2 separate regions of the Homo sapiens genome follow, and region 2 is linked to region 1. The links are chromatin loops, found by intact Hi-C in ENCODE. Cell type or tissue: Panc1. All regions are shown on one strand. Links, peaks and the distances in the headings refer to the core of each region. The heading gives the core; the rest is flanking DNA.

What was found. Peaks named below come from ENCODE experiments on the same cell type or tissue, not always from the same donor. Only the 100,000 strongest peaks of a DNase experiment are listed, where the experiment ranks them.
Region 2: it touches region 1 in a loop (3-fold over the local background); 2 of 110 quality-filtered maps call a loop at or near these places.

The regions. Positions count from the first base shown.
Region 1 is chr2:227,127,823-227,133,198 of GRCh38, forward strand. The region is part of intron 4 of COL4A4 (collagen type IV alpha 4 chain); the gene reads right to left. Among named protein-coding and RNA genes, the nearest start is that of COL4A4, 34 kb to the right of the region's middle. In Panc1, for the core only: a CTCF peak has its summit at 2,191 (motif pointing right); a DNase peak (open chromatin) is centred at 2,209.
Region 2 is chr2:227,386,739-227,392,114 of GRCh38, forward strand. It overlaps SCYGR1 (small cysteine and glycine repeat containing 1), which reads right to left and starts at 1,211. Exons shown (of 1, transcript NM_001395402.1): 1 at 945-1,211. The coding sequence starts at 1,211. The coding sequence ends at 945. It overlaps LOC124907993 (a long non-coding RNA gene), which reads left to right and starts at 5,057. Exons shown (of 2, transcript XR_007088113.1): 1 at 5,057-5,376. In Panc1, for the core only: no CTCF peak of the experiment used is centred there; a DNase peak (open chromatin) is centred at 2,143.

The DNA.
Region 1 (5,376 bases), core at 241-5,240:
CAGAAGGTATAAATAAATGCAAGGTATAAATCAGTGCAAGGTATAAATAAATGAAAAACTGAACAAACAGGAAAGATGCTTTTGTTATACTAATTATACAGATTTTCCAAATCACCCTTGAACTCTTAAGACCATGACATTTATCATAAAAAATGTCACAGGAAGGGGAAGGAATGTATTTATTAGGCTTGGTTATGGATTATGTGGCTGCCATGCTCCATACCTTACCTTATTTAATGCAACCAGCAACACTGAATAGTGTAGGCTATGATCCCCATATAGATGAAGGAAGGTGTAACTTATTCAGGCTCTCACACCTAGCAAGCTCAGATTCACACCTGGACCAGTCAGTCTCTCACCTAAACCTCTCCTCTTCCCCCTACCTGAGCCTGAGCCTAGCACAATGGAGGGTTCATCCACTAAATCACGCTCATGCCATGCCCGGAGTGACGTTTCAATCCCTTCAAGCCTCTTCTTATTTTTACACTTAAAAACAGTCTATCCAGATACACTCAATGTTCTTTTATAAAGTTTCTTTAGGACACAATGTTATTAATTGAATTAATTGAATACCTCTATTTTTTGTGGTTCTCAAATTTAACTTTCTGGTCCTATCCTATATCCCCAACTGTTTTCTAGAAACTTTCTTGCATCCTCTTCCCCTGTTAATTCATCTCACACATTGGGTCAAAGCTGAGCTCAGCCCTCTGCCTCCTCCTTCCCTGTCACTGAAGAGAGTAACTCTGTTCCTGGCATCATCTAAGCTCGCCATCCAGCTGCCAGCCTTGTCACCCTCTTTCCCTCATTCTCCATGTCCTTCTCATGACCAAGTCAATCACATCTCGATTTGAACCAAAACCCAAATCTCATGCTCCCATCTTACCTTCCTCCCACTGCCAAGCACCTGGCCCATGGTCTTGTCAACTCTCGCACGGGTTCCACAAGCACCAATCTCTCGCGTCTCCTTAACCCTGATCTTCTCCCCACTGCCCCATGCAACCGTCAATGAATCTTCTTCAGTCACCCCTTTCCTGGTGTCATTGCTTTCACCAACACCTGCAATGGGGACAATCTCCTTTCCGCACACCCGCCAACCTTATTCCCTGCAGTTTCCACACCCCCACCCTCTGCCCCAATCACACTTGTTTCCATGAGGTCAGAGTAGCCTTTCTTTACCTGTAGCTCAAATTCTGCCATCCCTCCAAAAATATTATAATCATAACAGTAGCAGTAATAACTGCCACCATGTACAAATCTAGACACAACACAACAGTGTGTTAATACATTCTTCTCATGGAATCCTTACCACCCTGTAAAGCAGAAAGTCATCCCTGTATCTACGACCTCATTCCCAAAGGAGGAAGCTGAGACTCAAAGACATGAGACAAAGGACCTGAGGCTGTTCAGTTCTGACTTCAAGGTTTCTGCTTCCATTTAACTGCAGTCCTCATCAATTTCACTCCCCTCCAAACTACCACATCTACCCTAAAATAATTAATGACTAAATAACGTCATCACCTATTTTTCATTATTGCCTTGTGCATGCTACTTTGCTTAATATCTGCTTGGGGTGATGTCTTCTAGTATACTTTTTTTTTTTTTTTTGAGACAGAGTCTCACTCTGTCACCCAGGCTGGAGTACAGTGGTGCAATCTCAGCTCACTGCAACCTCTGCCTCCCAGTTCAAGCAATTCTCCTGCCTCAGCCTCCCAAGTAGCTGGGATTACAGGCGGCCACCACCACGCCTGGCTAATTTTTGTATTTTTAGCAGAGATGGCGTTTTGCCATGTTGGCCAGGCTGGTCTCGAACTCCCGACCTCAAGTGATCCGCCCCCCTCGGCCTCCCAAAGTGCCAGGATTACAGGCATGAGCCACTGCGCCTGGCCTCTGGTACACTTTTTGCAGCCAGGGATTCATGAACGTTTTTATTTCCACCTCAGCATCTTGACCACTGTCTTGCACAGTATAAATTCTAAACATATACTCATGGATTACATGATCAATTAAAACTTCCACAATTAAAATGAACAAATAAATATTCTTTTAAATATATTCATCCTTTTTATGAGTCTCATTATTCTTAATCCATTATTATTATCATTCCTTTCTTTTCTAATGCTTCCCTCCTTTTTAAGGCTTGATTGTAATTCAACCAGTCAGCCACTGGGTGACACTACAACATCACTCACGAATCCTTTGGCAGTGCCTCCAGGAGCCTCCCCTATTGCAGGAAAAAGGCCCGTTAGGTGCCAGGAAGAGTTATCAAAATAAATAACAAAAGGTGTTATCAACAGTAGACAATCCAGAGACTGGACTTCAGTGGCAGAGTGTTTTCTTGTACCTTAAAGTAACCGCACTTGTTCACAATGAAATAGGGGCAACTGAGGGATTTAGCCTGGAGTAACACTCATTCGAGATTTTCACTGTGTTCTTAAGAGGCAGCATGGTGCAGTGGGAAGAACCCTGCACTGAGAACCAGGAGACATGGCTTTGCCACTGAACAACAAGGTCACCCCTTACTCCAGGCCATTGGAGAAGGGTTTTCCCATTTTAAAACATGGCATCTGCGTCTTCTGCGGGGCCTAAACAAGGCTAAGGGCTCCTGGTAAGCTCCCTGACTAGCTCTAACCCACTCAACTCTCCCTCCTTCTTGCCTGCCCTGTTCTCCAGCATCCCTGCCCCTTGGCCTTGCCTTGATTTGCTCCCACCTGTGTCTTGTGGCCCCCTCTTCCTCCTGTTTGGAGTCTCCCCCAGAGCTCTTCAGGGCTGCCCTGGCTTCTTGTCACTTTCTCTCCAGCCAAAGCATCCATTTCCAAGTGGTCAATTTCACCCACAGACAATCCCTCCGTGTCCCTCCCTAACCCAGACCTTTCTTTCTGAGTGCCAGTCACATATCCAACTGACCACAAGCGCTGCAAGTCCAAACCTGGACTCATGATCGCCCCTGAAACGTGCTTCCTGAGCGGGCACCACTGTCTGCACAGCAGCTTACACCTCTCCTGGGAGGCCCGCATGCCTCTAACTGCCTGCCCCAACTGCGCCAGGTGAGTCTCCTCATTCCTATCAAGTCTGCCTCCCAAATATGTCCACCTCCCATCCACTTCCCTACCCTCCACACTCACCCCCTCGCTAAGCCACCAAGACTTCCCACCTGCATGACTGCAGCAGCCTCATAACAGGTTTTCCCTAACATTACCTACCTGCCACCAGCCACATTTTCCAAACAGCACCAGATCATCTTATAACATAAATCCAATCTGCTTCTTCCCTTCTTAAAATCTTTCAAAAATTTCTTATTATGCAGGAAAATCTGTCTGCTTTTTTTTTTTTTTCTTTCTTTCTTTTTTTTTTAAGATGGAGTCTCACTCTGTCGCCCAGGCTGGAGTGCAGTGGCACGATCTCGGCCCACTGCAGCCTCTGCCTCCCAGGTTCAAGCAATTCTCTGCCTCAGCCTCCCCAGTAGCTGGTATTACAGGCACCCACCACCATGCCCAGCTAATTTTTGTATTTTTTTAGTAGAGACAGGTTTTCGCCATGTTAGCCAGGCTGATGTTGAACTCCTGACCTCATGATCCACCCACCTTGGCCTCCCAAAGTGCTGGGATTACAGGCATGAGCCAACCTACCCTGCCCCTGTCTGCTTTTTAAGCTGCATTGCATGCTGCCGGGTTCCTTACCCACTGTGGTCAAATTTCTCTCTAGTCACGTTTCAGTCCCTCAAACATGCTAGCCTGTCTCCTTCCCACTTCAGGGCTCAAGCGGAGGCTGTTCCCCTTGTCTGAACACTTGTAGGGAGCTGAATGGCGCCACAAAAAAAGATACGACATGTCTTAAGCCCAGAGCCTGTGACTATTGCCTTAGACGGCAAAAGACCTGATAAAGTGAAGGTTCTTGAGCTGAAGAGTTTCTCCTGGGTGATTTAGGTGGGCCCTAAATGCTACTACATGCACCTTTATAAGGAGGACGCAGAGGGAGATTGATGTGGACACATAGAGGAGCAGGCGATGTGAAGACAGAGGCACAGACTGAAGTGAGGCCGCTAGGAACCAAGGAATGCCAAGGACTGCTGACACCAGAAGGAGTGGAAGGAGGCAAGGAGCAGGTTCTCCCCCAGAGCCGTGGAGGGAGCCTGGCAGTGCCAGCAGCTTGCTTTTGGACTTCTGGCCTCTAGAGAATACATTTCTGTTGTATTAAGCCACCATGTATATGGTCATTTGTTACACAGCCATAGAAACTGACAGAAGGCTTCTCCTTCAGACTGTGGCTAGGAGAGTTCTAATTCCACCCGGTTCAAGCTCAAGTGCTAACCCACAGCTCCCTGTGCCCTGACCCCGATATGCTCCCATGCAAAGCAAGCCAGGGCACCAAATTGTCCACCTGGGGAGGGAGCAAGGATTTTTGTCTCATCTTTTCCCTGATGTGACTTGAGCACCTCAAACAGTGCCTGGCGCTCCTCAGGCAGCCAGAAATAGTGGCCGGAGGGGAGTCTTGTCTGTCTCTCGGTTTGGCTCTGAGCTCCAGGCTGCAGGGACTTTCTTCTTTACGACTGAGGCCTCCATGGCCTGGTTGGATGCCTGGCATGTGGCAAGTGCTCAATGGTTACTTGCCGAATGAATGGAAAGCTATTATTATTGGTATTATTATTCGTTGCCATTAAGATTGTATGATAGAGGACGAGTGCAGTGGCTCTTGCCTGTAATCCCAGCACTTTGGGAGGCCGAGATGGGCAGATCTCTTGAGGCCAGGAATTCAAGACCAGCCTAGTCAACATGGTGAAATCCCGGCTCTACTAAAAATACAAAAATTAGCCGGGCATGGTGGTGTGTGCCTGTAATCCCAGCTACTTGGGAGGCTGAGGCAGGAGAATCGCTTGAACACAGGAGGTGGAAGTTGCAGTGAGCCAAGATTGCACCACTGCACTCCAGCCTGGCAACAGAGCAAGACTCTGTCTAAAAAATAAAAAATAAACAAAAAAAAGATTGTGTTATAGAGAAATAAGCACCTTGGAGACAGCTGTTTGTGGATTTCTTGGCAAATTATTGAATATGGTTGTTTGAAAGGAGAAATTTGCTTTTATTTCCTAAAACCATTATAATTCCTCATCTTAGCTAATTAGTCAGACGTTACATTTGTACTAAAGAGGTATTCTTATACTAAGTGCTTTCTATTTTCCTATATAGTAGATTATTTCCCCCAAACTGTGCCCTGCTTTTGAGTGCACCTGTATCGCTAGCCCTTATTTCTTGCCAATAACAAGTTCAGTGTGGCCCTGCATTTGCTGAGCTCCGCACCCAGCCTGGCCTGGGTCATGCTGGGTCACACAGTTTGGCAGTTGTTGCTGTGGAATTGAACTCCACATGAGGAGACCAAAGGCCC
Region 2 (5,376 bases), core at 209-5,208, 260 kb after region 1:
TTATTTCATTCCACTGAGCTCATGAATGTAAACTTTTGAACTTTCATCAGGTAAGCTACGGCCTGTTTTTGTTGCAGTGCAGATTATAACTGATGAATCATATGAGATTAAAGGTGATTTTTCGTGTTAACAAATTTTAATGCCCACTATAGCAAAGGTATATATATGTAAAAGCATAAGATACATAAGAGAAATCTTCAGAGCGTGAGGCTGGAGAGCCTGTGAGTTTAGTTCTGCGAACTCAATAGATCTCAATAGATTTACATGTTGTTAAAACTGAAAAGCTCCTTACTAATTCTTAGTTCAAACTTATTAGTTTATAGGTGAATAAGCAAGACTCTGGGAGGCTGACTGACTTGTTTGTGGCTGACTGCTGTGGCAGAGCATGGACTTGAATTTGGGCTTGTGACTTCTAATCAGGTGTATTTATATGAAATCACATGCTGCTCTCTCTTGCTCTCTCTCTCTCTCTCTCTCTCTCTCTCTCTCTCTCTATATATATATATATATATATATATATATAAAATATATATTTATTATATATATGTATTTTTTTCTTTGAGATGGAGTTTCACTCTTGTTGCCCAGGCTGGAGTGCAATGGTGAGATCTCAGCTCATTGCAACCTCCGCTTCCTGGGTTCAAGTGATTCTCCTGCCTCAGCCTCCAGAGTAGCTGGGACTACAGGCATTCACCACCAGGCCTGGCCAATTTTAGTATTTTTAGTAGAGACAGGGTTTCATCATGTTGTCCAGGCTGGTCTCGAACTCCTGATCTCAAATGATCCACCTGCCTCGGCCTCCTAGAACGCTGGAATTACAGGCGTGAGCCACGGCGCCTGGCCACCACTACTCAATATTTAGGTGAACCAGAGGAGATGAAAGTATACAAAGTCTACAAATCCAAGCCCAAGAAAGGGCACCTGCCCAGAGGCTGGGGTCCCTCCTAGCAACAGCATTGCTTCTGGCAGCAGCACTTCTGCTGGCAACAGCCCTTCCCACAGCTGTAGCCACACGAGCTGCAGGTGCGGCGGCAGCAGCAGATCACGGGAGTGCTGCAGCAGCCTCCACAGCAGCCACGGCAGCAGGGGCAGCAGCTGGAGCAGCAGCCCACCCGGTAGCACCTGCAGGTGGTGCATCTGCCACAGCCACCACCACAGCCACCACCGCAGCCACCACAGCCACCACAACCTCCACAACCACAGCAACCCATGGTGTCAGTAGAGAGGACTCATCAAGTAAAATCAAGTAAAATCAAGTAGGAGCAACAAGTAGTTTCAATGTCATGCCTTGAGCCCTATTTTAGAGCTGTGGCCGAGGTGCCACGGGCCCTCCTTCACAGAGGAGGTCTCCACCGTTGGTGATTCTTCAATAATCACAGGAGTGAACAGGTGCGGTGGCTCACGCCTGTAATCCCAGCACTTTGGGAGGCCAAGGCGGGTGGATCACAAAGTCAGGAGATCGAGACCATCCTGACTAACATGGTGAAACTCCGTCTCTACTAAAAATACAAAAATTTAGCTGGGCATGGTGACGCACGCTTGTAGTCCCAGCTACTCAGGAGGCTGAGGCAGGAGAATCACTTGAACCCAGGAGGCGGAGACTGCAGTGAGCCGAGATCGCACCACTGCACTCCAGCCTGGGTGACAGAATGAGACTCTGTCTCAAATATAATAATGATAATAATAATAATAATAATCACAGGAGTTTTTCATGCACCCAGTACCAACCTCAGATCTAGGCAAGATCTAGGCCCAGCCCTGGGACGTGCACTTTAGTATCCCACATATCACAAGAGTACAAAAAAAAAAATCTATGTAAAAAACGCAAGCCCTAATCCACCCCCACCACTCAGGACCCAGAGCTTAGCCCAGAAGCCTAAATATGTGCAGCTGGGACTGGTACTGCTCAGGGACCTGCTTCTTCGTGTCTCTTGCCCCACGACCTCAAAACAAGGGCTGCCAGCTTCTCCATGCCATAGAGGTTTGTGGATTGATTCCTTCAAAGTGTGACAAGAATTTGTTGGAAAATACCTAAGTAAGAGAAAAGATGGGTTAACTTGTCAAATCCTTCTTCTCAGCATGACTAAACAATATTCTTGTGTAATAAAATATTTCCAGTAAGTAGTGGCAAGAATCCAGTTTCTTGCTCATTGCGTTCTGCCCCATTGTTGGAGGTACTGACGTGCTCGTGTGGTATTTACAAAAATTGCATGCCGTCACTGAGCAATGTTTGCACCATGAAACAATTCATATTTTTCTTAGGTTTGTTTACATGTAGGTCTCGATATAGCATGCATGAAATAGGCTGATTCTTTATGTTGGCAATAAATGGACATGAAACACTAGACTTGTTAATAATTTTACTTTCATAATATACTTTCTTAAATACACTTACATGTTTAAAGGTCAATAAATATTGCAGTTCCCTTTAAATAATTTTATTTAAAACTTGGATGTTCATTTTTTATAATTTGAATTTTGCCTTTTAATTATGTCTTTAAATTTCAAGAATTTTAAAAAATTTTGAAGACTTTTTTTAAAGAAAGTTAACTCTTAAGGATGTGAAAAATACTTTTAATTTTGTTACTTTTAACTTCCTTTATTTTGTTCTCTTAATAAAAATCTATTCAGATTTTTTGGGACGTGACCCCAGGCAATTTTATTACTTTATCCCTGAACCTCAGTTGCCTCAGCTATAAGATGGGGATAACAATGGCACCTATTTCATAATTATGCAGATTAGATACACTAATGCAAGGAAAACACTTTAGTATGTGCCTACCACATGCTAAACACTCAACAAAGGTTATCTGTAAACGCTGATGTCTCAAACAGGGATGGGATATATTGAAATTTTATAGTTAGAATACCGTTACATTTTGTTTTTAATCTTTTAAATCACTGTCAGTAGAATACAGATTATTTTTAAATTATTTATAAATATTTAAGAATTTTGCTGAAATGACAGTAAGAAAAATATTCTGAAACAAATAAATGATTTTTGAATTATGTATTATTTTATTATTTTATTATTCATCTGAACATCCTGCCCCATTAGCAGAACATCTAGCCATAATACAATAGTGATTAAATTCAGCTGTCTTTGATATTTTGCCCAAAACCACAGATTTACACACTGTTTTTCTTTTCTTTTCTTTTTTTTTTAAGACAGAGACTTGCTCTGTCACCCAGGTTGGAATGCAATGGTGCCATCTCGGCTCACTGCAACCTCCAATTTCCGGGTTCAAACGATTCTCTTGTCTCAGCCTCCCGAGTAGCTGGCATTACAGGCGCTGACCACCACGCCTGGCTAACTTTCGTATTTTTAGTAAAGACGAGTTTTTGCCATGTTGGCCAGGCTGGTCTCGAGCTCCTGACCTCAACTGATCCACCGGCCTTGGCCTCCCAAAGTGTTGGGATTGTTACAGGAAAGCGGTCCCGATCTAGACCCCAGGAGAAGGTTCTTGGATCTCCCGCAAGAAAGAATTCAGGGCGAGTCCGCAGTGCAATGTAAAAATAAGTTTATTAAGAGAGTAAAGTGGTGAAAGAACCAGCTACTCCATAGACAGAGTAGGACGTTCTTGAAAGTAAGAGGAGGTACGCGCCCACCCTAGGTACAATACTGGTGTATATGGGGAGATGTACTCTGCTATAAGGGTTTGTGATAAAGGATTAATTTTCTTAATTACTATATTTTGCAAGAATCTATAATATTATCTTTAAAGCAAAATTAGGAATGCTTTTGTTCTCCAGATATTGGGATATCTAGACACTCCTAAGTCTGGGTCTGTTGAGTAAACATTATTAATTTGTTCCCTTAACCATAAACATCTAGAGGCTCAGAATGCCTAACTTTCTGGGAATGCAGCCCAGCAAGTTCCGGCCTCATTTTCCAGCCCTCACTCAAAATGGAGTTGCTCTGGTTCGAGTGCCACGGACAGGATTACAGGCATGAACCACCGTGCCGGGCCTACACATTGTTTTTCGTTTAGTTGTTATGAAGGCGTATTTGACAAGGCGGAAGGATAGAATACATTTTATTTAAAAGTCGGTAACATGATCTATCACTTTTAAATATTTGAACATACCGTCTGTAGGCTTCCCTTTGTACTCAAATCTCAGTCCTGCAAATGATAGGGCTAGGCCTACGTGCTAACAAAAATGGAGGGCATCCGAGCCCAGGCATGCAATGACCCAGCAGCTCAGAGAGCAGGGCATGCTCAGGACACACAATGGTGTGATGGTGGACCTGGAGCACAGTGGGGAGGGAGGAGCCCTGTGATAGATGGGGCCAGTTAGGAAGGCGGCTCAAAAGCTGCTCTCAGATGTTTGTGTTTGTGTTTATCCCCGGGGGACTGGGATCACTGACGGCTTAGACAGGGGAGAGGAAATCCCAATAGCCCATGGAGCAGGGGAGCTGTTCTTCCTGCAGGGAAGTCGGTTATGATGCTCAAAACCACACCTTCTAGGAGGGAAACCCCGAGATACTATTTCCCTTCAGTCATTGGATAGGAGGTAGGGTCTGGGTAGGACCATTTCAAATCTAACTTTTGGAAGGAGGTGCCACTGCCCTTAGAAAAAGGGAATAGGCTGGGCGCAGTGTCTCACGCCTATAATCCCAGAATTTTGGGAGGCCGAAGGGGGCGGGTCACTTGAGGTTAGGAGTTCGAGACCAGGCTGGCCAATATGGTGAAACCCCATCTCTACTAAAAATACAAAAATTAGCCGGGCATGACAGCAGGCACCTGTAATCCCAGCTACTTGGGAGACTGAGGCATGAGAATCACTTGAACTCGGGAGGCGGGGGTTCCAGTGAGCCGAGATGATGCCGCTGCACTCCAGCCTGGGCAACAGAGCAAGACTGTCTTGAAAAAAAAAGGGGGGGTGTTGTGTGGTGTGGGGAACTGATTATTGTCCTTCCCCAAATCACCTGAGGAAGAACAATATTAAGATAAAAGAGAGCACATTCTTTAAAATGAGATACCTGGTCATTCCTTCTGTTGTTCGTGGGATGCTATAGGTAGGACACTGTTGGGGAAATGTTCTTGAATGTGAAATTGGAAGGGGAGCCATGGTGAATTAGGAAAATGCACAGCGGGTGCAAAGTAGCCCCCTCCAGGTGTTTGGCTTGTGCAGGTCCCTCTCACTTCATGGCTTAAGAAAAACAAACAAACGAAATCTCCTTCAGGTCTTGTGTCTCCATTATGTGGTCATTCTTTTGATCTGATGTCACATTCCACGTTTCATTGCCTGACTGAAAATAAACATTTATTTTCATTCATAGGATGCTGACTTCCATCTGAATTCCACATGAATCTTGGCATTTATTATTTCCCATCTCTCCAAAATGCTCAGCTCTGCCCATAGGCTCAACTT